Regions from separate parts of the Homo sapiens genome. Here region 1 is linked to region 2. The links are chromatin loops, found by intact Hi-C in ENCODE. Cell type or tissue: OCI-LY7. All regions are shown on one strand. Each heading gives the region's core, and the rest is flanking DNA. Links, peaks and the distances in the headings are about the cores only. Region 1 overlaps PRPF19 (pre-mRNA processing factor 19). Region 2 holds the start of SLC15A3 (solute carrier family 15 member 3).

Region 1 (7,471 bases), core at 1,715-6,714, 53 kb after region 2:
TGGGTGAGTTCCTGCAAGAGAATCAGCATCTTCCCCACTTGAAGAGAATGCATTGCTGGGTTAGGACTTGGGGGTAGGAAGGATGGAGCATTATTTAGAGGGTAAACTTTGTGACATCAGGGATTTGTTTTATTCTTCGTTGTATCCCCAGCACTGAGAGCAGCACCTGGTACATAGTAGGTGCTCTAGAGTTATGAATTGAATGATTGAATACATCCTGCAGGACTGTCTGGCACAGTGCCTGACACAACGAGGGCGATCAATAAATAGCAGCAGCAGCAGTGTTGTTATTCTCTTTTAGAGAGGGGACGGCATGACAGCTGGGATTTGCCAGTAAGTTAGGGAAGGTGGGGATGGGAAAGAGCTGGCTCCCACTCCTGTCTGTGTGCCCAGTGGTTCGCTTGGGGTAGGAGCTCAAGAGTGTCTGCCGGCACATTCGTGTTTGCTCGGATATTGTTTGGGTCACTGATACTGGTCTAGGCTCTGGGATAGGAGGCAGCATCCCCTCCCCAAGGGCTGACTCCACTGGGTACTCCCTGCACCCCCCACCTCACCTTACAATGATATTTGCTTCTCCCAGGATGCAGTCATGCTGCACAGCTTCACTCTGCGCCAGCAGCTGCAGACAACCCGCCAAGAGCTGTCACACGCTCTGTACCAGCACGATGCCGCCTGCCGTGTCATTGCCCGTCTCACCAAGGAAGTCACTGCTGCCCGAGAAGGTGCAGCCTCTCCCCTGCCATCCCCCACCCTGGGCTGGTTCTGCATTGTAATATCCCATTTCTAACATCGTCTTTTCTCTCAGCTCTGGCTACCCTGAAACCACAGGCTGGCCTCATTGTGCCCCAGGCTGTGCCAAGTTCCCAACCAAGTGTTGTGGTAAGTGTCCCCCTTCCCTTACCAGCAGCCCATTTGTGTACAGTGGCCCACAGAACTGTCCTTATGCAGGTGTCTTTGGTGCTCTGTGCCTCTCACCCTCACCTTTCTTCTCTTCAGGGTGCGGGTGAGCCAATGGATTTGGGTGAGCTGGTGGGAATGACCCCAGAGATTATTCAGAAGGTAAGTCCTGCTCTCACCTGGTGGGAGTGCTGATGGGCCCTTACTTTTCACCATCTGTCTGGAGTCCATCGTGACTAAAATCACTGTGCTTTTGGGAGTTGAGTGGTGCAGAGCATGGACCCTGGGACCAGATTGCCTGGGTTTGTATTTTGATGCCACTACTTGTAAGCTTTATGACCTTGGCTTACTTAGCCAACCCTTACGTGTCTCATTTCCCTAGCTTCTAAACTGAGAATATGATCATATCCACTGTATAGGCAGGCTGTGGGAATTTAAAAGATTTCATTACTGATAAGTGCACCTTTTAGCTCTTATTGTTATTGAGATTCTTTGCAGATAGTAAACTACTTTTATATATTTTCTTGTTTTTTTTCTATGAGGGCAATAGGATAGGAATTATAATCCTTATTTTGCAGATGAAAGACACATCTGAGAGGCAGAGCTGGGCTTCCTGATTGCAAGTCCAGTGGGATTCTCATTTGCAGGGCTTCTTAGTGTCTTTCTGAGCAGTTCAAATTGTCAGCATGTGTCTGAGCCCTTGGCTTAGTGGCGTGTAGACCTATGGGAGCTCTACAGTCCTAGCTTCTATTCTTGCTCTGCTGTTTATCACCTCTGCGACCTTGGGCAATTGACTTCACTTCTCTGAGGCTCAGTTTCCTCAGCTGTAAAATAAGGTCATCAACACCCCCCTCATAAAGCTGGGATGGAAGTAAGAAGAGAGAATGCCTTTAAGCCTGTAACGTAGAAGTTGGCAGATAGCAAGTTCTTGGTGCTGCTTTTGAAAGCACAGGTGTGACCAGCATCTAATGTACTTTTCTCCTTGCAAGATGATTTGTCTCACATTGAGCCTGTTCTTCCCCAGCTTCAAGACAAAGCCACTGTGCTAACCACGGAGCGCAAGAAGGTGAGTTCTCTTTCTGAAGCCTGGAGAAAGAGCTGGCCTGGTGGGAGGCGGTTGACTCCTTAGGAGAGAGAGGGCGGCTGAATCTTGGATTCATTGCTGCTCTTCTTTGGGGGCTTTTCATTTTCTCAGAGAGGGAAGACTGTGCCTGAGGAGCTGGTGAAGCCAGAAGAGCTCAGCAAATACCGGCAGGTGGCATCCCACGTGGTGAGTGTCTGGGTCTCCACTGTCTTGGAGACAGCCCTCCCGTTTTGTTTCTGGGGTGGGCGGGCCAGCATGGGGAGTGCTGAGTGCAGAGCTGTCCCAGGTTCCTGGCGCTGTTCCTGGTGCTGTTTCTCGCCTGGGCTGCTGAGTTGTCAGGGCTCCTCTTTCTGCCCAGCTGTGGGTTTCCTAGTGATGCAGTGAGGGAGTTACCGTACCAGGCAGATAGCCAAGAGGTATGGATAAGGAATAGAAGTAACTCTTGCTCCCCTGAGAACATGGGTGACTGGAGATGGCAGTAGGGGAGGTCTGTGGCTTTGTGGCCTGCTGTGATTTGGCCGTGACAGGGTTTGGTGTGTCTCTCTGCAAAGGGGTTGCACAGTGCCAGCATTCCTGGGATCCTGGCCCTGGACCTCTGCCCGTCCGACACCAACAAGATCCTCACTGGTGAGAGTCTGGGCCTAGCCCGGCAGGCCAAAGTGGGGAGGGGCAGCAGGGAAGGCGCATGCTCCTTGTCCTCTTCATGGGCATGGGAACAAAAGCATTTCCTTGAGCAAAAGGGCCTGGGTGGGCCTGACTCATTGTTTGGTCTTTTTGGGTCTTCTCCAGGTGGGGCGGATAAAAATGTCGTTGTGTTTGACAAAAGTTCTGAACAAATCCTGGCTACCCTCAAAGGCCATACCAAGAAGGTCACCAGCGTGGTGTTTCACCCTTCCCAGGTAAGGGGTTCTCCTCGCCACCCTTGGTTCTTCTTTCCTTGGCTGTTGTTTGTCCCTCACCCCGCTGCTGTCTCTGTGAAGTGGGGCTGGGAAAGAGCTCTGACTCTGACTCCTGAGTGGGCACTTGGAGGGGCTCACTTTGGAGTTGTGGAGATTGCCCTTCACTCTGCGTGAGACCTTCTAAAGCAGTGATCTTCCAGCCAGGGAGAGAACGGAAATGTGTAGTTTGACAAGCATATTCATTGAAATATTTCATATTAGGGAAAGAAAAAATCTTATAGTGTTCCTAATATAAACTACAGAAAACAAAGCTCAACACAATCTCAACTCACACTTACGAGGAGGACAGATATATCTGCTTTCCCATGATCCTCCAAGATGGGTAAAAATCATGTTGACTGTTGAAAGTGGTGTAGGTTGTAAACAGAACCTCTGGTTTACAGGGTAAAGGTAACTCATGGGACCAGATTAATGATATTATGGGATTCGAATTTTAAGCCTAAGACAGTTTGGGTTTGGGGCTGCAGGACATGGTTGGTTTAGTGCTTCGCAGTCAAGATTTCCCTTGGACCTTAGGGAAATGAGAAATATAAGAATAACATGGTGAATTTTTCATGACTAAATTTGTTCAAATTGAGAGCACTGTTTTCTTGCTTATGGGGTATTAATAGTTAGGTCTCATGAAATTGTATTGATAAAAAAAGATGGTAGTTATTTTTACCTTATGGCTTTTAATATCCTAACTAAACAAAAAATTGGTGAGTGACGCGAAATTCTCTCCCTGCCCCAAATCTTTTGGAAAATTAACTTACCCTGGAAATCCATAAAAGTGGAATGCACTGAAATACAGCCATGCAGCCCCTTCCAGTCCCAGTACTGCTCAGACCTGTGCCATACAGTACAGTAGCAGTTAGCTGCATGTGGCTATTTAAATTTCAATGAAATAGAATAAAAAATTCAGTCCCTCAATTGTACTAGCTACATTTTTCCTTTGGTCCTGGAAATGGGAAAATTGCTCTCTGTTGCAGTTAGCCTTTTTACCACTAGATGGCGAGGACGCCTCCACAAGCCCTGATGCTGTATGAGTTAGCACTTTAATAGCGTTTACCATTGGCTGTCTTGGGCACCATTGGGTGGATAGGTGGTTCCAGGGAGGGCAGAGCTGAAAGGAGAAGCAATTGTTGGCAGTTGTGGGCATCCCCAGCCCCGTTTTATAAGATTGTTTTGGTCTGTATCTCTTTTCTGACTCTGATATTCTGTCTTTGTTTTCCTTGTAGGACCTGGTGTTTTCTGCTTCCCCCGATGCCACTATCAGGATTTGGTCGGTCCCCAATGCCTCTTGTGTACAGGTGGTTCGGGCCCATGAGAGTGCTGTGACAGGCCTCAGCCTTCATGCCACTGGCGACTATCTCCTGAGCTCCTCCGATGATCAGGTGCGGTCCCAGCCAGTGCCCTGGAGAGGCCTGCTGGTCCCCAAGCTTGAACATCCTGGGTGGCAGGAACATCTTCCCACCCCAGCTGGTTCCCCAGAACCTCAAAGGAGAATGTTTGCCAGGGTTTGCCAAACCAGGGGCTCTGTCTTGCTGAAGGGCCACCAGAACCTGGGACCCACTTTCTCACTGACTCCATTGTCTCTTTTTTTTTCCCCAGTACTGGGCTTTCTCTGACATCCAGACAGGGCGTGTGCTCACCAAGGTGACAGATGAGACCTCCGGCTGCTGTAAGTTGCCTCATAGGCACTCAGCTTTTTTGTTTGCTGTTTATTATTTATTTTTACATTTTATTTAGTCATTTGTTTATTTGTTCTAAAGATATATTTACCATGAGCACCTGTCTAGTGCGGGCTTTGTGCTGGGTTCACTGAGGAATGTGAAGAACAAGGAACCTACCTTTGCTGCTCTTAGTCTCTCTCCCTGGTGGGCTCTGACCACAGGTCTCTCTTCCCTCCTCCACAGCTCTCACCTGTGCACAGTTCCACCCTGACGGACTCATCTTTGGAACAGGAACCATGGACTCTCAGATCAAGATCTGGGACTTGAAGGTAGGACATGGTAGGCCTCCATCTGAGGCCCAGGGCCAGAGGGAGTGTTTGTGACAATGCAGTGCTAATTAGGTGCTTGTGGCACCTGGCCCTGAAGGTGGAGAGACACTGGCTGTGCGTGTGTGATATGATGGTGTGGTCTGGGGGGTCCCGCTGGCTGTCCTTCCTGGAAGGACGTGAGGGACATCTCAGGTAGGAGTTTGGTGAGCCCCATTTTCTTCCTCTCATGATCTGTGGGTGACGTATTTTACTACCCACCGCCACTGTAGGAACGTACTAATGTGGCCAACTTCCCTGGCCACTCGGGCCCCATCACTAGCATCGCCTTCTCTGAGAATGGTTACTACCTGGCTACAGCGGCTGATGACTCCTCTGTCAAGCTCTGGGATCTGCGCAAGCTTAAGAACTTTAAGACTTTGCAGCTGGATAACAACTTTGAGGTGTGCCCTTCCCCCTCCGCCCAGCTTTCCATTGTGTCTCCTTGTTTGTCAATTATTTATTGAATTAATCTAATTGCTTCTGCTTATCCGCAACTGCCCCATAGTTTCTGTTCCCCTTGTGTGACCTTCTCTCTTTCTATTTCTGGCAGGTAAAGTCACTGATCTTTGACCAGAGTGGTACCTACCTGGCTCTTGGGGGCACGGATGTCCAGATCTACATCTGCAAACAATGGACGGAGATTCTTCACTTTACAGGTAGAGGCTGGTCCTGGGCTCCTGGGATCTCTCTAGGTGCCCAGGCCCGGAGGGAAGCCTCACTGGGTTAGGAATTTCTAGGGCTTGCATGAATTTACCTAAGCAGCTTTCTGTTACCACCTGAGGCAGAGCTTTATGACTAAGGAAGCAACTGAGTCAGACTGCATGGCAGTAGATGCTAGTGCTTGTTCTGCCACTTCCATGCCCTGTGGCATTGGGCAGGTTACTAAAGGGAGAGAAAAGTCCCTCTGAAGTTTTGATAACTGAATCTAAAATAAATGAACATTAGACAGTGACAGGAGGAGAGCCATTTTAATTACGTGCATATGCACGGGAGGCCCACATTATATTAGATCTGCAGAAGGGTCAGATGATTGAAGCTTATACAGTTTATATATCACTTAATAATGGGGATATGTTCTGAGAAATGTCTTGTTAGGTGATATCGTCATGTGCGACCATTGTAGAGTGAACTTACATATATCTAAATGGTGTAGCCTACTACACGCCAAGACTATTGCTATAACCTTAGTATAGTCTATTATTGCTCCTAGGCTACAAACCGGTACAGCATATTAAATGTAGTGAATACAATTATAACACAATGGTAAGTATTTGTGTATCTAAACAAGTGTAAACATAGAAAAGGTTCAGTAAAAATAAGGTATAAGAGATTTTTTTAAAATGGTACACTGGTATAGTGCTTGCCATGAAAGGAGCTTGCAGGACTGGAAGTTGCTTTCAGTGAGTGAGTTGTGAGTGAATGTGAAGGCCTAGGACATTACTGTACGCTGCTGTAGACTTTATAAACACAGTACACTTAGGTTTTACTAAATTCATAAAAAACTTTTTCTTCAGTAATAAGCCTTAGCTGACTTTTACTTTATAAACTTAAAAAAATGGATTCTTTTGTAATAACATTTAACTTAAAACTAAAACACATTGTACAGCTGTACAAAAATATTGTCTCTCTTTACATCCTTGTTCTATAAGCTTTTTTCTAATTTTTTTATTTTTATTTTTTACTTTTTAAACTTTTCTTGTTAAAAACTAAGACACAAGCACACATTACCCTAGGCCTACACAGGATCAGGATCACCAACTGTATTAGTCCGTTCTCACACTGCTATGAAGAACTGCCTGGGTAATTGATAAGGGAAAGAGGTTTAATTGACTCACAGTGACTCGGGAGGCCTCAGGAAACTTACAGTCATAGCAGCAGGGAAAGCAAACATGTCTTTCTTTACATGGCAACAGGAGAGACAAATGCTGAGCAAAGGGGCTAAAGCCCCTCATAAAACCATCAGATCTCGTGAGAACTCACTATCATGAGAACAGCATGGGGGTAACCACCCCCATGATTCAGTTACTTCCCACTGGCTCCCTCCCACAACACGTGGGGATTATGGGCACTACAATTCAAGATGAGATTTGGGTGGCGGCACAAAGCCTAACCATAGCACCAACATCACTGTCTTCTACCTCCACATCTTTTCCCACCGGAAGGTCTTCGGGGGCACCAACATGCATAAACCTGTCATCTCCTATGATGATAATGCCTTCTTCTCGGATACCTCCTGAAAGGGCCTGCTTGGTGCTGTTTTACAGTTAACTTTTTTTTATAAGTGGGAAGAGTATATTTAATACCAAAAAAAGTATAGTATAGGCATACCTTGTCTTATTGCACTTAGCTTTATTGTATTTTATGGATACTTTGCTTTTTATAAATTGAAGGTTTTTGGCAACCTTGCCCCAAGCAAGTCTGTCAGTACCATTTTTCCAACAACATGTGTTCACTTTGTGTCTGTGTGTCAAATTTTGGTAATTCTTACAGTATTTCAAACTTCTTCATGAT
Region 2 (7,471 bases), core at 1,115-6,114:
TCTCTGTGAGCATGCAGGCCCAGAGATGCCAGATCCTCTGCAATTTCAGGAGTAGCCAAAAGTCCGGATCTTCATGCTAATACTTCTGATTTTTTTTTTTTTTTTGAGATAGAGTTTCGCTCTTGTCGTCCAGGCTGGAGTGCAATGGTGCGATCTGGGCTCACTGCAACCTCCGCCTCCTGGGTTCAAGCGATTCTCTTGCCTTAGCCTCCTGAGTAGCTGGGATTACAGGCCTGTGCCACCACGCCCGGCTAATTTTGTGTTTTCAGTAGAGATGGGGTTTCTCCATGTTGGTCAGGCTGGTCTCGAATTCCCGACCTCAGGCGATCCACCCACCTCGGCCTCCGAAAGTGCTGGGATTACAGGCGTGAGCCACCGTGCCCGGCCAATACTTCTGAATTTTTAAGGAGATAACTAAAACTTCAAAAATGTTTTAAAATTAAAAAACAATATGGCCGGGCACGGTGGCTCATGCCTATAATCCCAGCACTCTGGGAGGCCGAGGTAGGTGGATCACTTGAGGTCAGGAGTTTGAGGCCAGCCTGGCCACCATGGCGAAACCCCTTCTCTACTAAAAATACAAAAATTAGCTGGGCACGGTGGCGGGCACCTGTAGTCCCAGCTACTCGGGAGGCTGAGGCACGAGAATCTCTTGAACCCAGGATTCGGAGGTTGCAGTGAGCCGAGGTCACCCCACTGCACTCCAGCCTCCAGCCTGGGTGACACAGTGAGACTCCATCTCAAAAAAAAATAAAAATAAAAAAATAAAAAGAGAAACAGTAACAGAAGCTACAACAAAAACTAAACACCATGTAACTAAACACTATCAGAGCCAAACCACATAGACCTGTGGGTCACGGCCATGGCCCACCAGCTCTGGGGCTCCTCAGTTCTAAGATTCTGCTCTCCAGCTCCCTCCCACTGGTCATCAGTGTTGTGACTCGTGCCCTGGGTGACAGTCATGTCCGCTTTTGGAACATTACTTCCCCTATCTGCAAGAGGCAAGTCACCCCTACCTTCTCCCCAGCTAAATGTGTCCCCAGGACTTTCCCCAGTGAACCAGCCCAGCACCTGGCCCCCTGGTACCTTGGAGATGGAGGCTGGGCAGTAAGAAAGACGCTGGGCTGGGTGCGGTAGCTCACACCTGTAATCCCAGCACTTTTGAAGGCCAAGGCAGATGGATTACCTGAGGTCAGGCATTTGAGACCAGCCTGGCTGACATGGTGAAACCCCATCTCCACTAAAAAACACAAAAATTAGCCGGGCGTGGTGGCACACGCCTGTAATCCCAGCTACTCAGGAGGCTGAGGCAGGAGAATTGCTTGAGCCTGGGAGGCAGAGGTTGCAGTGAGCCGAGATCGTGCCACTGCACTCCAGGCTGGCCAACAGAGTGTGACTCTGTCTCAAAAAAAAAAAAAAAAAAAAAAAAAAAGATGCTGCACTCCTCTTTTCTTTGCTACTTTCCTCTCCTGGGTTTTTCTCTGCAGGCCACACTGCTTTTAGAAGCCTTTCCCTTCATCTACCACCCGCTGAACATCACCGATGGCAGGCCAGCACTCTCTCAGCTCTCTGGGTAAGACTCAGCTCTCTGGGCTAAGTCTGAGCTCATCTGCCAGCCTAGTGATCTTGCCAAGAGAGGAAGGAGCTGGATCTGATGTGATCTGAACTTCGTCACCATACCGTCACAGCTGATGACCTAAGCTTCCTCCAAGTCGAGGGATGGTGCAGCTCCATTGAAGTCTCCTCTTCTCTCCTCCAGGCTCTGCCCACCTCACGAGAGCACATGGTCCTGACTGCAGTGACTGCAGGAAGACCTGGGATGGAGGGCTTTGCTTTCTCACCATCCTCTTGGCCTGGCTTCTCTAACATGTTAAAAACTTACAGTGGCCCACAACTGTAATCCCAGGACTTTGGGAGGCCGAAGCAGGTGGATCATGAGGTCAGGAGTTTGAGACTAGCCTGACCAACATGGTGAAATCCCATCTCTACTGAAAATACAAAAATTAGCCAGGCGTGATGGCACGCGCTTGTAATCCCAGCTACTCAGAAGGCTGAGGCAGGAGAATTGCTTGAACTCAGGAAGTGGAGGTTGCAGTGAGCCGAGATTGTGCCACTGCATGGCAGCCTGGGCGACAGAGTGAGACTTCGTCTCAAAACAAACATACAAACAAACAACAACAACAAAAAATCCCTCGCTTTTTTGCTGGTATCTATAGTGCTTTTTTTGCTGGTATCTATAGCTTTTGTGAGACTCAGTTTATTTAGCTTTAGCTTTCCTGATATTATTATTCTTACAAATTTTGCCTTGGGACACTCTTTCCATTCATTGATTCAGGCAATACTTATTGAGCACCTACTATTTGCCAAGCACTGGGAAGCCATTGAGAATAAAACAGTGAAGAGTTAGAAAAGGTCTCTGATCTGATGGAGGGCCTATTCTACTGGTGCTAACTGAACAAGTAATATGTGCTCTGAAGACATTAAAACAAGACAATGTGATGGGGGATGCTGAGAATCCAGTAGGAAACTACTTAGATGGGAAAATCAGGGAAGGTCCCTACAAAGGAGACATATATGCTGAAACCTCAATAAAGAGAAGCAGCCAGCCATGCAAGGATATGGAGGGAGAGCAGTTATGGCAGAGGGGTCAGCAAAGACAAAGGCCCTGAGGCAGGGAGGAGCTTAGCATGGAAGGGGAACCTGGGAGGCCGGCTGGCTGGACTTGAGTGAACATGGGGCTGAGATGAGATCAGAGGAGAGCAGAGGCCAGATCCCCCGGGCTCCTAGGTCAGGGTGGGGCTGGTGCTTAGGAGTTCTGAGGCTGACTCTGATTTAGTCTGAGGTCGGTGTCCCTCTCAATCCCGACTCACTTGTGGTCCTCTATGGCCCGCAGGCTTGTTGAAAGTGCCCCACTTCCTTCCTCACAGCAGCCTCTGTGCAATCCGAATTGCGCTGTGAATTTCCCTGCCACTCAGGAGCCCGGGGCAGGGCTTCACCCCTAGTTCAGTTACCAGGAACCAATCTTTCTCCACCTTCCTGCCCTAGCCCCACTGGGTCTGTCTCTGCATCTGTGAAATGGCTGAGTGTGACCAAATGATGCAGGTAGCCTTTCCACTTCTTTCTACCCGTGGCGCCTCGGGTGGAGGCGTGGAGTTTGATTGGAAGAGGGTAAAGCAAAAGTGGAATCCTGGCGAGAAATGAAACTGAAAGAAAAAATTCCTCCTGGAATTTTTTGGCTCTAAGGAGGCCAGCAGCGGGGGTTTGGGGTAGGAGGCAGAGGTAGAGAAGGAGGGAGGTTTTTAGAAAGCTGACCGGGCAGGAGCCCTGTGACCCAGGCTTTCACTTCTCCTAAACACCCAGTAGCGCCATGTGATGCAGGCAGGGGACTGCGGATAGGGCCTGTGAAAGGGGAAGCGAGGGGAGCCCAGAGTTTCTCAAGAAGCCGAGAGAGGGACAGAGGCTGAGCCTGGGGGGAGGGCTGCAGGGGACTGAGAGGGGAGTGTAGGCAGTGGGGGTGAGGGGGACAGGGAGGAGGTGGAGAAGACGGCAAGGGGCAGCAGGGTGACTGGGGCAGAGGGAGCCCCCACCCCACGCCCAGGGCAGGCCAGGAGTCATAAGGAGAGGGGACAACAGGAAGGGGCGACAAACGGGGAGGGGAAAGGGAGGCGGAGGGGCAGCGAAGTGAAGCAGGGAGGGTCGCAGTGTGAACAAGAGTGCGAGGAAGGGTCAAGGTGGAGGGAGGAGAGGGGAGAGTTAGGGAGAAACAGCTGCAGGAGAGGCGCGGGGAGGAAGCCTTAGGGGTGGGGGAAGGGAGAGGGGAGTTGAGAATTAGGGAGGAGGTGGTAGAGTCCGGGTAGTGAGCGGAGGGACAGGAAGGGTAGGGCAAGAAAGGGAGAGGGGACAGGAGGGAAGGGTGGGCCAAAGCGGTGAGAAAGGAGGGCCAGCCAGTTGGGTGGGGGAGAGGGCCGAGGCCCGGGGGCAGGAGTGCAGGGCTCTGAGGCGGGGAGAGGAGAGGAGAGAAGAGCCGCGGGGGGCCCAGCCCGGAGCCAGGATGCCCGCGCCGCGCGCCCGGGAGCAGCCCCGCGTGCCCGGGGAGCGCCAGCCGCTGCTGCCTCGCGGTGCGCGGGGCCCTCGACGGTGGCGGCGGGCGGCGGGCGCGGCCGTGCTGCTGGTGGAGATGCTGGAGCGCGCCGCCTTCTTCGGCGTCACCGCCAACCTCGTGCTGTACCTCAACAGCACCAACTTCAACTGGACCGGCGAGCAGGCGACGCGCGCCGCGCTGGTATTCCTGGGCGCCTCCTACCTGCTGGCGCCCGTGGGCGGCTGGCTGGCCGACGTGTACCTGGGCCGCTACCGCGCGGTCGCGCTCAGCCTGCTGCTCTACCTGGCCGCCTCGGGCCTGCTGCCCGCCACCGCCTTCCCCGACGGCCGCAGCTCCTTCTGCGGAGAGATGCCCGCGTCGCCGCTGGGACCTGCCTGCCCCTCGGCCGGCTGCCCGCGCTCCTCGCCCAGCCCCTACTGCGCGCCCGTCCTCTACGCGGGCCTGCTGCTACTCGGCCTGGCCGCCAGCTCCGTCCGGAGCAACCTCACCTCCTTCGGTGCCGACCAGGTGAGTGGCAGGAGGCCTGCCCCGGCATACTCCGGCGGGTGTGGAGGGAAGGAGGGCTGGCCCCCAGCGTGACCTGGGACAAACCAGGTCCCCTGCCTGCACTAGTTTCCTGATTTGAAAGAAGAGGGGGGCTAGCCCTTGCAAAACCGATGGCAACCGCAGTGGGAATAACCATGGTTGTTTTTTTGTTTGTTTTATTTTTTGAGACGGAGTTTCACTCTGTCGCCCAGGCTGCAGTGCAATGGCGCGATCTCAGCGCACTGCAACCTCAGCCTCCCGGGTTCAAGCGATTATCCCTCCTTAGCCTCCAGAGTAGCTGGGATTACAGGGGCCTGCCACCACGCCCAACTAATTTTTGTAATTTTTTTTTTTTTTTAAGTAGAGGTGGGGTTTCACCATGTTGGTCTTGAACTCCTGACCTCAGGTGATCCACCTGCCTAGGCCTCCCAAAGTGCTGGGATTACAGGCATGAGCCACCACGCCAGGCAGGTTGGTCTTTTTTGAGCTACTTGCAGGCCCTATGCTAAGCACTTTCACTGTTTAACTGATTTAATACTCTTCACCACCCAGGAAGTAGGAATTATTATGCCCATTTTACAGAGAAAGACACTGAGAGGTTTCATGGCATTAATCAACTTGCCCAAGGTGACATGGAGGGTCGAGGAGCCGAGTAAAGGCAGCTGGACTCCAGGTCCCACCATGAACCTCCTCTCTGTGTGTTATGGGGATGTGCGGGCAGGGCAGGAGCAAGCCAGCTTCTTCCTACCAGCAGTGCTAGAGGCTGTCAGGCCGACTTGCTCAGATCCCAGCTCTGCCTTTCACTAGCTGGAGCCACATGGGCAAGAACTCATTTATATCCTGAATGGGCTGCCTGGTCTTCTCCCTTAGCTCAACCTCTGAGCCTTTCTCCGTTCCCCCTTGAACAGAGCATGGCACGTAGAAGAAATTTAATAAGTATTTGCTAAATGAATGAGTAAATGCCCAACAACACGGCTATATTTTGATAGCTGTTCCCAGTGGGATATTAGACAATAATTTAGACTAAAATGTAATATTATTAAAATAACCACATATGGTGTAAATGAGCAAAAGCAGGAGGCAGGACTGCATACAGATAGGACTGCAGCCATGTGGAAAGACGAGGTGTCAACGAAAGGAAACTGGAAAAAGATTGTCACAGTGGTATGATCAGGCCACTGGACTAATTGCACTTTCTTCTTGTCTCAGTTTATCAAATGTTCTTTGATTGCACATATTATACTCATAAAGGGGACATTTTTCAAAAGGATCGTTTCATCCAATTGGCACCCACAATTCAGCACCTAGCAGTTTCCAGTGTCCTTGACAAGGAGTCACTTGTCCAGCTTGTTTAGGATCCTTTGATGATGACTTCATGCCCCCAGGCCAGCCCTGGCCATCTCTTTTCTTTCTTTCTTTCTTTCTTTCTTTCTTTCTTTCTTTCTTTCTTTCTTTCTTTCTTTCTTTCTTTCCTTCTTTCTTTCTTTCTTCCTTTCTTTCTCTTTCTCTCTCTCTCTTTCTTTCTCTTTCTTTCTTTCTTTCTTTCTTTCCTTCTTTCTTTCTTTCTTCCTTTCTTTCTCTTTCTCTCTCTCTCTTTCTTTCTCTTTCTTTCCTTCTTTCCTTTCTTTCTTCCTTTCTTTTGACGGAGTCTCGCTCTGTTGCCTACGCTGGAGTGCAGAGGTGCGATCTCAGATCACTGCAACCTCCACCTCCCGGGCTCAAGCAATTCTCCCTGCCTCAGCCTCCCAAGTAGCTGGGATTATAGGTGCCCGCTACCACGCTGGCTAGTTTTTGTATTTTTTTAGGAGAGATGTGGTTTCGCCATGTTGGCCAGGCTGGTCTTGACTCCTGACCTCAGGTGATCCACCTGCCTCAGCCTCCCAAAGTGCTGGGATTACAGGCGTGAGCCACTGCGACCGGCCAGCCCTGACCGTTTCTTACTTCTTGTTGACATTCTTTCTGACCTAGAGACCCCCAATATTTGTCAATGGGAATCTCTCATCTTCCTTTAATCCTATTATTTCATTGACATCCCACTAGCACCCCCAACCCAGTACCCTTAACCTGTGTCATTGACCCTATTGACCTCCAGAGAGCCTCACCCATCTAGTACCCCCTGTGGCAAAACTGATCTTCTGGAGGCCAGGCCACTGAGCAGAGCCTCCCGTGGCATCAACAGGGCCAGAAGCTCCTGTACGTTCTCCCCTTGGCTGGGCACGAACTTTGGGTGGAGCAAAGGCAGGCCACAAGGCCTCATGAAGTCGGGACCTGATCCCTAGGACAGTGCAGAAACACCAAAATGATTTGAGGCAGGAATGGACATCACTGGATTTGAGCTCTTCAAAAATGGCTCCGGCTGCAGTGTAGATAGCATATGGGTTAACAAGAGTGGGTACTTCACAACAGGCAGGAAGCGGCTGCAGAATTCAGGGGGGCAGTCAGATGGGGATGTGGGGGTGGGTGGGACTGGCACCATCTGGCAACAGCTATACCCCAGGAGCTGCGTGTTTCACATACTTGCTGATTTCAGAAAGGGCCATCCATCACTCTCGACAAAGCATCTGCTCATTCTAAAAGAACTCATTTATATCCTGAATGGGCTGCCTGGTCTTCCCCCTTAGAGTTACAATAGTCACATTCATTTACTTCCAATTAATAAATGGAAGTGGCTGCTTCTAATGGGACCTATTCAATTTTCTGCTTGAAAGTCTAGAGCGAGAATTATCAGTGAGCTGGTATGCCCCTCCCTCCCCACTTCCAGGAGGACCCCGCAGAATCTCCAATGGAATGCGGGTTTAAGTGCATCTGTGTGGACTATAATTTTACATTTGAAAAAGGAAAAAT

Evidence for each region. Peaks named below come from ENCODE experiments on the same cell type or tissue, not always from the same donor. Only the 100,000 strongest peaks of a DNase experiment are listed, where the experiment ranks them.
Region 1: it touches region 2 in a loop (4-fold over the local background); 4 of 110 quality-filtered maps call a loop at or near these places.

Annotation. Positions count from the first base shown.
Region 1 is chr11:60,895,991-60,903,461 of GRCh38, reverse strand. It overlaps PRPF19 (pre-mRNA processing factor 19), which reads left to right. Exons shown (of 16, transcript NM_014502.5): 3 at 1-3; 4 at 581-722; 5 at 806-879; 6 at 997-1,059; 7 at 1,922-1,963; 8 at 2,093-2,167; 9 at 2,533-2,608; 10 at 2,771-2,880; 11 at 4,158-4,313; 12 at 4,531-4,600; 13 at 4,836-4,921; 14 at 5,191-5,361; 15 at 5,511-5,616. Among named protein-coding and RNA genes, the nearest start is that of PRPF19, 6.9 kb to the left of the region's middle. RefSeq lists an enhancer at 3,800-4,325. In OCI-LY7, for the core only: CTCF peaks have their summits at 3,703 and 3,910 (motif pointing right); a DNase peak (open chromatin) is centred at 3,941.
Region 2 is chr11:60,948,132-60,955,602 of GRCh38, reverse strand. It overlaps SLC15A3 (solute carrier family 15 member 3), which reads left to right and starts at 3,427. Exons shown (of 8, transcript NM_016582.3): 1 at 3,427-4,609. The coding sequence starts at 4,052. RefSeq lists an enhancer at 3,115-3,254 and silencers at 3,435-3,664, 3,985-4,144. In OCI-LY7, for the core only: no CTCF peak of the experiment used is centred there; DNase peaks (open chromatin) are centred at 2,982, 3,392 and 3,962; H3K4me3 peaks cover 3,331 bases; H3K27ac peaks cover 1,428 bases.